Regions from separate parts of the Homo sapiens genome. Here region 2 is linked to region 1. The links are chromatin loops, found by intact Hi-C in ENCODE. Cell type or tissue: endothelial cell of umbilical vein. All regions are shown on one strand. Each heading gives the region's core, and the rest is flanking DNA. Links, peaks and the distances in the headings are about the cores only. Region 1 has its middle 3.7 kb from the start of KRT24. Region 2 has its middle 4.4 kb from the start of KRT27.

Region 1 (5,381 bases), core at 140-5,139:
GCGTACTTTATTTCTATTATTATTACATTGTAGTATATAATGAAATAATTATACAACTCACCATAACATAGAATCAGTGGGAGCCCTGGGCTTGTTTTCCTGAAACTAGGCAGTCCCATCTGGGGGTGATTGGAGACTGACATATCATCAGGCATTAGATTCTCATAAGGAGCCCACAACCTAGATCCCTCGCATGCACGGTTCACAACAGGGTTCATGCTCCTATGAGAATCTAATGCCACTGCTGATCTGACAGGAGGTGGAGCTCAGGCGGTAATGCTCGTGCAGCCTCCACTCACCTCTGGCTGTGTGGCCCAGTTCCTTCATACAATTCCCAGGGATTGGGGACCCCTGACTTAAGGGTTATGTAGGTTTCATGACATAGACATGAGTCTGGCCATTTGTGATTAACTCAATACCCAGCCCCTCTCCCCTCCCCAAAGGTTAGGAGACGTGGCTGAAAGTTCTAAGCTTCTAATCAAGGCTTGGTCCTCTGGAGACCAGTCCTTATCCTGAAGCTATTGAGAGGCCCCTAGCCGCAAGCCATCTCATCAGTATTCAAAAGACACTCTCATCATTAATATATATTTCCCTTTATACCACAGTTATCTAAGAGAATGTATCAACTCACAGAGATTTTTCTGGTTGTCTTTCTTATTGTTTAGTTCTAATTGTAACTCTGATCAAGAACATTGTCTTGAAAGAATCTCTAGGCAAGTATTCTTTTCCTCAGTTGGGTGCCTTTATAAGAGCTTACCTTGGAGTAGACACGTAGAGGCCAGTTAAGGGGACCTCTAAGCACAATTTCCACTCTACCCAGTTCTCAAGCACAAGCAGTGAACTTTTGCAGCTAATGCTCTAGTAAAGAAAATCCCTCCTGGCTGGGTGCAGTGGTCACGCCTGTAATCCCAGCACTTTGGGAGGCCAAGGTAGGTGGATCACCTGAAGTCGGGAGTTCGAGACCAGCCTGACCAACATGGAGAAACCCCGCGTCTACTAAAAATACAAAATTAGCTGGGCATGGTGGTGCTTGCCTGTAGTCCCAGCCACTCAGGAGGCTGAGACAGGAGAATGGCATGAACCCAGGAGGCAGATGTTGCATGAGCCGAGATTGCGCCATTGCACTCCAGCCTGGGCAACAAGAGCGAAACTGTGTCTCAAAAAAAAAAAAAAAAAAGAAAAGAAAAAAAGAAAATCTCACCTAATAGTAATATAAAACACTTTCTAAATCTGAGAAGTAATACATTTAATTACCAGATTGCTAAAAATTAGAGCTGGAAGGGAACCTGAGAAGTGGATAGACCAATATAATAATTTTACAGATGAGGACATGGTGGCTTGGTCAAGAGACATCGACTGTACTCAAATGTTGTGTTATAGTTCTGGTGGACAGAGGACAAGAGACTTGAGACTGATGAAGCTTTCTTCTGAGCCTATCATATAAAATATGATCTTGTGTAAAATACCATGCCATTCTTTTGCTATGAAACTACTATTTAAGCCCTGGATTCCTTGACCAAAGATTTGCAGCTTCTCTGACATCAGAGGGCAGCAGGAGGTTGAGGGGTCAAGCTGGAAGAGACAGAGCAGGAAGGCCCAGTGTATCAACTTAGCATTGGCAAGAGGCACAGGGGCTAGGCCCTACTGCTCAAGTTATGATCTGGATTGTTCATGCTTTTGGATTCTCTGAAGAGAAGACTACTGTCTGTCTGGTATGAAGAAAGGCACAAAAGGACTTTTTAAGCAGAGCTAATCCTTGAAAACTGTGCTTATTTCAAACTGTCTTATCTGTGGAGCCTGGAGGACAAAGCATCCCAACCCCCGCAAAGTCACTCACCCATTCTCTTAATTCTCCATAAACTCACGGAAAGATCTTCAGGAAACATAGAGAATTGAGTTATTTAAAGAGATTTGAAAGCACTCACATACAAGAACAAAGCCAGGTGATTTTTCTTCCCAGAACAAAATTTGGCAAAATGGCATGACCAAGCAGATGCTTCCTGGTGGAGAAGAGGAAGCCTTCAAATAGACACACTTAAGTGAAACCAGGAAGAGAAAGAATGGACGAGGGTGGTGGGGAAGGAGAGAAAGTGATGAAGGAAGAGAAACAGCCACAGAATTGGTGGATTTCTGGGGTGTGACAATGACACACCCAATCCATCGACGGGTGGTGCCAGATCTACTGGAGTGGGCTCTTAGTCATGTTATTATTGCAAAACCTTTTTTCTCTTCCAAGTAGTTGACCCTGGCGGGGCCTAGAGCAGCCACCAGCAGGAAGCTGGCCCAAACAATGATTCCCTACAGGAAGGTCCCCGGTTGACTCTTGCCTGACCTTTCTGCCCTCTTCCCAAACAACATTTCCTCTTACTGCCAAGCCCCGCTCTCCGCCACCACACACTGAGAATCACTAACCCAGAAGTGGAGCATAAAGATTCAGAAAACAAAACACAACACATAGTAAAGAACAAAAGTAATCAGTGATCCAAGTTGTTCATGAAGAAAATCAGGCCATGTTAGTTTTTATTAATTCAAGGAATATTTATTGTCTATCTACTATCTGTCATTGCAACGGCATTGCAAAGAGACTGTTCACACATCAAATTTATACTTTCCAATGTGTCCAAAAGAAAGAAAATTGCTATATTAAAGAGATGTCTGTGCTCCCATGTTTATTACAGCACTACTGACAAGATTTAGAAGCAACCTAAGCATCCATCAACAGTAGAATGGATAAAGAAAAAGTGGCACAGGTCAGGCGCGGTGGCTCATGCCTGTAATCCCAGCACTTTGGGAAGCCAAGGAGGGCGGATCACGAGGTCAGGAGTTCAAGATCAGCCTGGCCAACATGGTGAAACCCTGTCTCTACTGAAAATATGAAAATTAGCTGGTCATGGTGGTGGGTGCCTGTAATCCCAGCTACTCGGGAGGCTGAGGCAGGAGAATCGCTTGAACACAGGAGGTGGAGGTTGCAGTGAGCCGAGATCGCGCCATTGCACTCAAGTCTGGGTGACGAGAGTGAAACCTGTCTTAAAAAAAAAAAAAAGTGGCACATATACACAACGGAGTACTATTCAGTCATGAAAAGAATGAGATCTTGTCATTTGCAACAACGTGGATGAAACTGGAGGTCATTATGTTAAGTGAAATACGCCAAGCACAAAAAGACAAACTTTGTGTATTCTCACTTACTTGTGGGAGCTAAAAATTCAAACAATTGAACTCATGAAGATAGAGAGTAGAATGATGGTTATCAGAGGCTGGGAAGGGAAACGGGGGAGTAGGGGAAAAGTGAGGACGCTTGATGGGTACCAAAAATAGTTAGAAAAATGAATAAGACCTAGTGTTTCATAGTATAACAGAGTGACTATAGTCAATAATAATTTACTTGTATAATTTATAATAACTAAAAAATAGTATAATTGGAATGTTTGTAACACAAAGGATAAGTGCTGGAGGTGATGGGTACCCCATTTACCCTGATGGGATATGTACACCTATATCAAAATATCTTATGTACCCCATAAATCTATATACCTACTATGCACCCACAAAAGTTAAAAGTTAAAATTTTTTTAAATGTATATTTTCCCTTCTTTTTTACTGTCTGCCACAGAAAGTTTTGTCAACATTCAACAAATACTCTAAACCCAGCAACTTCCCTTAACTACTCTGATGTGATGCTTCTATTTGAAAAACACAAAACAGTATATTTTCTTGAATGAACAGAAGATAGAATACCCAAGTTCTGTTCTCAATTCTGTAAAGATTCATCAGGAGCCATATGCCATGCATTTCAGTATTTGGTTTTCCTACTAGTCTAAAAACCTGCAATATGTTAATCTGAAAAATATTTAAATACTAATAATCTATCCCCCACACACACAAAAAAAAATTGATGGTTACTATCTGCAAATCATTCTGCACTTATTATTAAAATCATATTCTATAAGGAAATATAGCTTTTATATGTTTCTTTACAGGTAGAAATAAACTTCTAATCACAAACTATTCAAAATTTGAACTGGGAGCCCAGACACCTAAGATTCAGTCTGTCTCTCTCTCTCTGTCTTTTTTTTTTTTTTTTTTTTGAGATGGAGTCTCGCACTGTCGCCCAGGCTGGAGTGCAGTGGCACAATCTCTGCTCACTGTAAGCTCCACCCACCGGGTTCAAGCAATTCTCCTGCTTCAGCCTCCGAAGGAGCTGGGATTTAAACGTGCTTTCAGCCAAATGCAAGTCTTTATGAAAATTGAAAGATTACATTTCATAGTTTTAAAAGGGAGAAACACTCTGTGACTGTTCCTCCCATTGCCAGCATTTGCATACCATTTAATCATTAGGGTTTAGTTTTCTTTGGTTTCACAGCTTTAGGGATGGGCGAGGCAGGATGACCAACACATTATGTGTGGTGCATTTTTTAGCTACTTTAGAAGGGCGTTATAAAAATTACTCCCAGCTTAACAATTTAAAATTTTGTACACCATGTACCCCTTGGAGATATGTCACCCTAAATATGAAGAAGAGTAACATCATACTCCTGTGAAAACAGTACAGGTAGATCATAAAAGCCACATAAGAGCTACATAGTAAAGTGAATGATTACCTATTTAATCATGTGTCCCAATAAAATGCAATTTAAGGAAAAATTTAAAGCAGAACATTGTTTAACAAATAATTGAATATAAAGATTAAGGTGTGAACATAGTTTAACAGAGACTGGCAAAAGAAGGAAGAAATTCTTAAATAAACAAAAGTCAGCTACTTAAGTTTAAAGCTAAGGAGGATACAAACTATTTCTGGAAGCACCTGTTTTTTAAGACTTTTTAAAAATTGTGGTAAAATACATATAACATAAACTTATCATCTTCATCATTTATAAGTTTACAGTTCAGTAGTCTTAAGTGTACTGACATTGTTGTGCAACCAATCTCCCAAACTCTTTTCTTTTTTTTTTTTTTAGACGAGTCTCACTCTGTCTCTGAGGCTGGAGTCCAGTGGCACAATCTTGGCTCACTGCAACCTCTGCCTCCCGGGTTCAAGCAATTCTCTGCCTCAGCCTCCCAAGTAGCTAGGATTTCAGGCGCCTGCCACCATGCCTGGCTAATTTTTTGTATTTTTAGTAGAGACGGGATTTCACCATCTTGGCCAGGCTGGTCTCGAACTCCTGACCTCAGGTGATCCACCTGCCTCGGCCTCCCAAAGAGCTGGGATTACAGGTGTGAGCCACCACGCCTGGCCCCAAACTCTTTTCATATTGCAAAATTAAAATTCTATGCCCAGTAAGCAACAACTGTCTATCCCCAACCCTTCGGCCACTGGCAACTACCATTCTACTTTCTGTCTCTGTGAATTTGACTACTCTAGGCACCTCATAGTACTGGAA
Region 2 (5,381 bases), core at 274-5,273, 79 kb before region 1:
TGTTGGGCACATGGGCATATGCCCCTGAGACAGTAAGGAGCACCTGCAGGCAAACATATCTGGCATACTTCTATGCTCACTTGTATGCCCCCATGGTCCCAACAGAATTCACTAACAAGAGACAGGTTAAAAGATAAAGTTCTGTTACCATCTTGAAACTAAGATTTTCAAGACAGTAACGGGAGAGCATTAATCCAAATGTGGGGCCTTTCTGAACATGAGACCTTGTGCAGCTGCACACACAGGCTTTATGCCTGTGATGCCAGACCTGCTTATCAGGTATGCTCATGACACACTGATTTTTTTTTAACTGTCTTCATGGTGGCCTGCTTTCCAAGGCAAGGCCCATTACAGCACAGAAAGTGCACACTACACTTTGTGGTGAGGGGACAGTTGACTTGAAAAGATAACTATAAATTCACCATTTCTTGCTGAAACAAATAAACCAGAATTAACTGTGTATCTATTCAGCAAAGGAATGGGAGTAAAATTAAATTCTGGATAAGTTTCCTTTAAGTTCTGTTGAGTCCACAGGATGGGAGGAAACATCTTGTCCTCAGGCTTTTGGGTCTTAAATCTGTCCTTCCTTCCTTGGCTTATAAAAACAGACTATGGCCTTCGGTTCACTGATTTTCCTTTGCTGGGCGGAATTCTAGGGCTCCTGAGTTCTTTACACATTCTGCTAATGATTGCCTGTTCTTCTCCAATCCTTGAAGCTTCATCCTGCTTTTTGCTGAATTGGGTTACTACACTGAAAGTACTTCCCAAAAATCAGTCTCCATCTGGAGAAAAAGGAATGCAACCACTGTACTCGAGTGGTTGTTAAAGCAAAAACTACACGCTGCTATTCCTTCTTTTAACAAAAACCCAAGATTTATGGGAGCTTTTTGCAAGGGAAATAAATTGCCACTTGTTACTGGGTGTAGCAAATGTTTTGACATTTCTATTTTTCTTTCGATTTTTGTCATCATATAGGAATGTATAATTCATTGTCATATTTATAAAAATTTCCATCATAGGTTCTGAGTTTTACAACTGCTGGGACCCACATTTTCTTCTAGTACTTTTAAGGTGATCATATGGTTTCTGTCATAGGACACTTTTATCTGCTACATATCATATTGAGTCATTGTCATTTCTGGTGAAAAACTTCCTTGGGATATTTTCTGCTATTTAATATATTAATGAATTGTATTTGCTAATATTTTATTTAAGATTATTTCCAGAATATGTCTTTCTTCTGGTGACTGATTTCCCCTAAATTTCTCATTTTCTGTGATTGTATCTTAGTTTAATTAGGTTTTTGTCCTTTTATTTCTAATCATTTCCTAAGGTTTGTCACCTCATTTCTAAGTTTTTTTCTAATTCTGGTTTATGGGAATTTTTTTTTCTTTTATCATTTTAGCGATTTTAAGTCACTTTGAAATGGTGGGTTGTATCTTACTCAGTTTTGTAGGCATGTCTTTCCGGTATGCTTTCATTTTCTATAGGGACACTATGCTGCTCCTCATCCTTATTATCTTGTATTAACATTTCCCGGGATTTTACTTCAATCCTTTTCTTTTGCTTGGTTTTATTGCCAATTCATGTTCCTTAACTTCTAGACTGAAGTATCATTCCAGGCCGGGCGTGGTGGCTCACGCCTGTAGTCCCAACACTTTGGAAGGCCGAAGCAGGTGGGTCATTTGAGGTCAGGAGTTCGAGACCAGCCTGGCCAACATGGTGAACTCCCTTCTCCATTAAAAATACAAAAGTAGCTGGGCGTGGTGGTGCACGCCTCTAATCCCAGCTACTCAGGAGACTGAGGCAGGAGAATGACTTGAACCTGGGAGGCAGAAGTTGCAGTGAGCCAAGATCGTGCCACTGCACTCCAGCCTGGGCAATAGAGTGAGACTCCGTCTCAAAAAATAATAATAATAAAGTATAATTCCAAATAGCTTTACTAACTTCACAGAGCTCCCTTTTCTCTTGTTTTTATCTAGGATTCAAAAATACATTGGCTTGATTTCTGAAATTTCCTGTCTTTTTTTCCCTCCTCCACTTGTATCTAGACCTTCTGTTTCCTTCCTCTCTGTGACCCTCTCCTGAATAATTTTGATTCTTCCCCTAGCAGTTTCTCCTTGTCGTGGGTTGCTCTCCCAGGAGGGAACCATGGCTGGTCAGTTTTGAGAATTCACAGGATCTAGGCCGTTCCGTTCCCTTCTGAATTCATGGAGGACCCTTAGTTTAAAGTTAGAACGATTTTCTAAGTAGTTTAACCCCTGTTTTCTCCGTATCTTTATCTCTCATGCCACTTTCTTATGCAATTAAAACTACCAAGAAATCATTTTCATCTATCCCCCTGAAGTGCTCACTTTCAGAATCTCCTGTCCTCCTATGCAACATTGGCTGTTTTTTAAGCCTGCTACCCAGCTGTCATGTGGGAACACTCACTCAGTGCGCTCACATTGGAACTCCATTTCCAGGAACCTAAGTTTTCCTTTTTCATGTTTTTCTCTCTAGTGGCTTCCTGACAAAATGTGCAAAAGAGATAATTTTTTTGAGACCTTTCATGTCGGAAAAGATTTTTATTCCACCCTCACTTGTGGTTGTTAAAGTAGAGAATTTTGGTTCTCTACATAAGTCACAATTAGAAAAAAACTTAGAAATGAGGTGACAAACCTTAGGAAAGGATTAGAAATAAAAGGTTGGATATCATTTTGCGTTCACTTTTTTTTTTTTTTTAAGAGACAGCATCTCGCTCTGTCAACCAGGCTGGAGTACAGTGGTGTGATCACAGCTCACTGCAACCTCCGCCTCATGGGTTCGAGCAATTCTCTTGCCTCAGCCTCCCAAATAGCTGGGATTACAGGCACATACCACCATGGCCCAGCTAATTTTTGTATTTTTAGTAGAGACGGGGTTTCACCATGTTGGCCAGGCTGGTCTTGAACTCCTGATCTCAAGTGATCCACCTCCCTCGGCCTCCCAGAGTGCTGGGATTACAGGCGTGAGCCACTGCGCCTGGCCTGGGTTCGTATTTTGAAAGCATTCTTCACTAGAATGATGGCTTTCCTAAAATTGAATATGTGTTGGTTTTGCTCCTGACATTTTAAGTGTTTGTTTGTCGCCCCCGCCCCCAGCCATGGTTCTCTGAAAGATCCTGTGGATGTGCCTCACTGTGGATGTTTTTCATTTATCATTCATGGTTCTTGGTGGTCTCTTTGAATTTAGAAGCTCAGTTGTTTAGTTCTGAGTAGTATTTCAGAAAATATGTTTATAAAATAATTTCTTCATGATTTCTCCCTTCTCTCTTTCCAGAAGACCTACTTGATGTTGTTCTTCTTTGACCAAGTCTCTCATTTTCTTTTTCTTTTTTTTTTTTTTTTTTTTTTTTTTTTTTTTTCTGAGATGGAGTGTTACTCTGTCGCCCAGGCTGGGGTGCAGTGGCGCGATCTCGGCTCACTGCAAGCTCCGCCTCCCGGGTTCACGCCATTCTCCTACCTCAGCCGCTGGAACTACAGGCGCCCGCCACCACCGCCGGCTAATATTTTTGTATTTTTAGTAGAGACAGGGTTTCACCGTGTTAGCCAGGATGGTCTCGATCTCCTGACCTCGTGATCCGCCCACCTCGGCCTCCCAAAGTGCTGGGATTACAGGAGTGAGCCACCGCGCCCGGCCCAAGTCTCTCATTTTCTAATATTTTCTTTTATCTGTAAACAAGTTCTCTGAGAAGGAAATTCAAGGACAGAGACTTCATTCCAGCAAACAGCTAGCAAGCTGGTGAGACACAGCCTTTGGTGTAAAATGAAAATGTGTTCCAGAGAACAAAGGAAGGGAATTTGTCTTTTAGAGAAAGTTCCCACCCAGGTTCCCACTTAGGTCTGCTTATGCAAAATGCAGGATTGAAATTTACTTAGTTCTGGTTGGTTGATGTTTGCTTAGTTAGCTCTTATTAGTCAGGGCATGCAGACTTCTGATTGATCCATGTAGGTTACAGCCTATTGTTTGGTTCAGGTGGCATAAACTGGAAGCTATGAAAGTCCCAAAGTTAAGCAGATGTGCACATTTTCTGGGAACTCAGAGTAAATATGTGACCTGTAGTCAGCAAATGGTTGCTTGGTTTTAATTTGAATTTAGGCCCAGTTAGCTGCTCAGGACTCATCTTAAGAGGCTGGTTCTTTACGCCAGGCACGGTGGCTCACACCTGTAATCCCAGCACTTTGGGAGGCCGAGGCTGGCGGATCTCTTGAGGTCAGGCATTCGAGACCAATCTGGCCAACATGGTGAAACCCCATCTCTGCTAAAAATACAAAAATTAGCCAGGCATGGTGGCATGTGCTTGTAATCCCAGCTACTTGGGAGGCTGAGGCAGGAGAATTACCTGAACCTGGGAGGTGGAGGTTGCAGTGAGCCAAGATCGCGCCAGTGCACTCGAGCCTGGGTGACAGAGCAAGACTCAGTCTCAAAAAAAAAAACAGAGAGAGAGAGAGACTGGCTCTTTCAAGGCTCACATATTTATCTTTTCATCTTTTTGTTCTAATTTTGGGGAGTTTTTTTTTAAATTTATTTTCCAATTCATCTATTGAAGTTTTCTTTTGGGACTTAGTTTTTAATTCTAAGAGGTCTTTTATGTGCTTCCTGTTCAATTTTAATGATGTTCTATCCATGTTTTAAATATACAGTATTTTTGTTACTTCTGAAAGTAATAATTATAGGTAGTTTCTTTTTTAAAGTTTTCTTCAACGTTCTTCATTATCTCTGTTTCCCCTGAGTGCTATTTTTTGTTTGTTTGAGTCTCTGTCTTTCTTGTTGGAGTGTTTTTCAATGTATCGTGATATTTTAAATTATGTTCGTTTTGAGTAAGACCTTAAACATTTGAAAGCTTTGTGTGAAGTGTCTGTGTTTCCTTCCAGAGTGGTTGTACAGTGAGCTCCCTTTTTGTGGAGAACACTCAAACAATTCTATCTGGAGGTATTTTCTCTGAGATTCTTCAGCTTCCTCAGAGAGACCCAACAATTCGGGCTGGCTACATAATTTACAAGGCCCAGTGCAAAATGAAAATGTGAGGTCTCCTGTTGAAAAGTCAGAAAAAAAGTTCAGTTAGAAATATTAAAATAGGTCCAGCGCGGTGGCTCAAGTCTATAATCCCAACACTTTGGGAGACCAAGGTGGGTGGTCTGAGGTCAGGAGTTTGAGACCAGCCTGGCCAACATGGTGAAACCCCGTCTTTACTAAAAATACAAAAATTAGCCGGGCATGGTGGCAGGCACCTGTAATCCCACCTACTTGGGAGGCTGAGGCAGGAGAATCACTTGAACTCGGGAGGCAGAGGTTGCAGTGAGCCGAGATGGCACCACTGCACTCCAGCCTGGGCGACAGAGCGAGACTCCATCTCAAAA

Evidence for each region. Peaks named below come from ENCODE experiments on the same cell type or tissue, not always from the same donor. Only the 100,000 strongest peaks of a DNase experiment are listed, where the experiment ranks them.
Region 2: a loop joins it to region 1, with 2.9 times the contacts of the local background. A loop is called at or near these places in 3 of 110 quality-filtered maps.

The regions. Positions count from the first base shown.
Region 1 is chr17:40,704,771-40,710,151 of GRCh38, reverse strand. No RefSeq gene overlaps it. Among named protein-coding and RNA genes, the nearest start is that of KRT24, 3.7 kb to the right of the region's middle. In endothelial cell of umbilical vein, for the core only: no CTCF peak of the experiment used is centred there; a DNase peak (open chromatin) is centred at 2,291; H3K27me3 peaks cover 259 bases.
Region 2 is chr17:40,784,305-40,789,685 of GRCh38, reverse strand. No RefSeq gene overlaps it. Among named protein-coding and RNA genes, the nearest start is that of KRT27, 4.4 kb to the right of the region's middle. In endothelial cell of umbilical vein, for the core only: no CTCF peak of the experiment used is centred there; no DNase peak of the experiment used is centred there; H3K27me3 peaks cover 176 bases.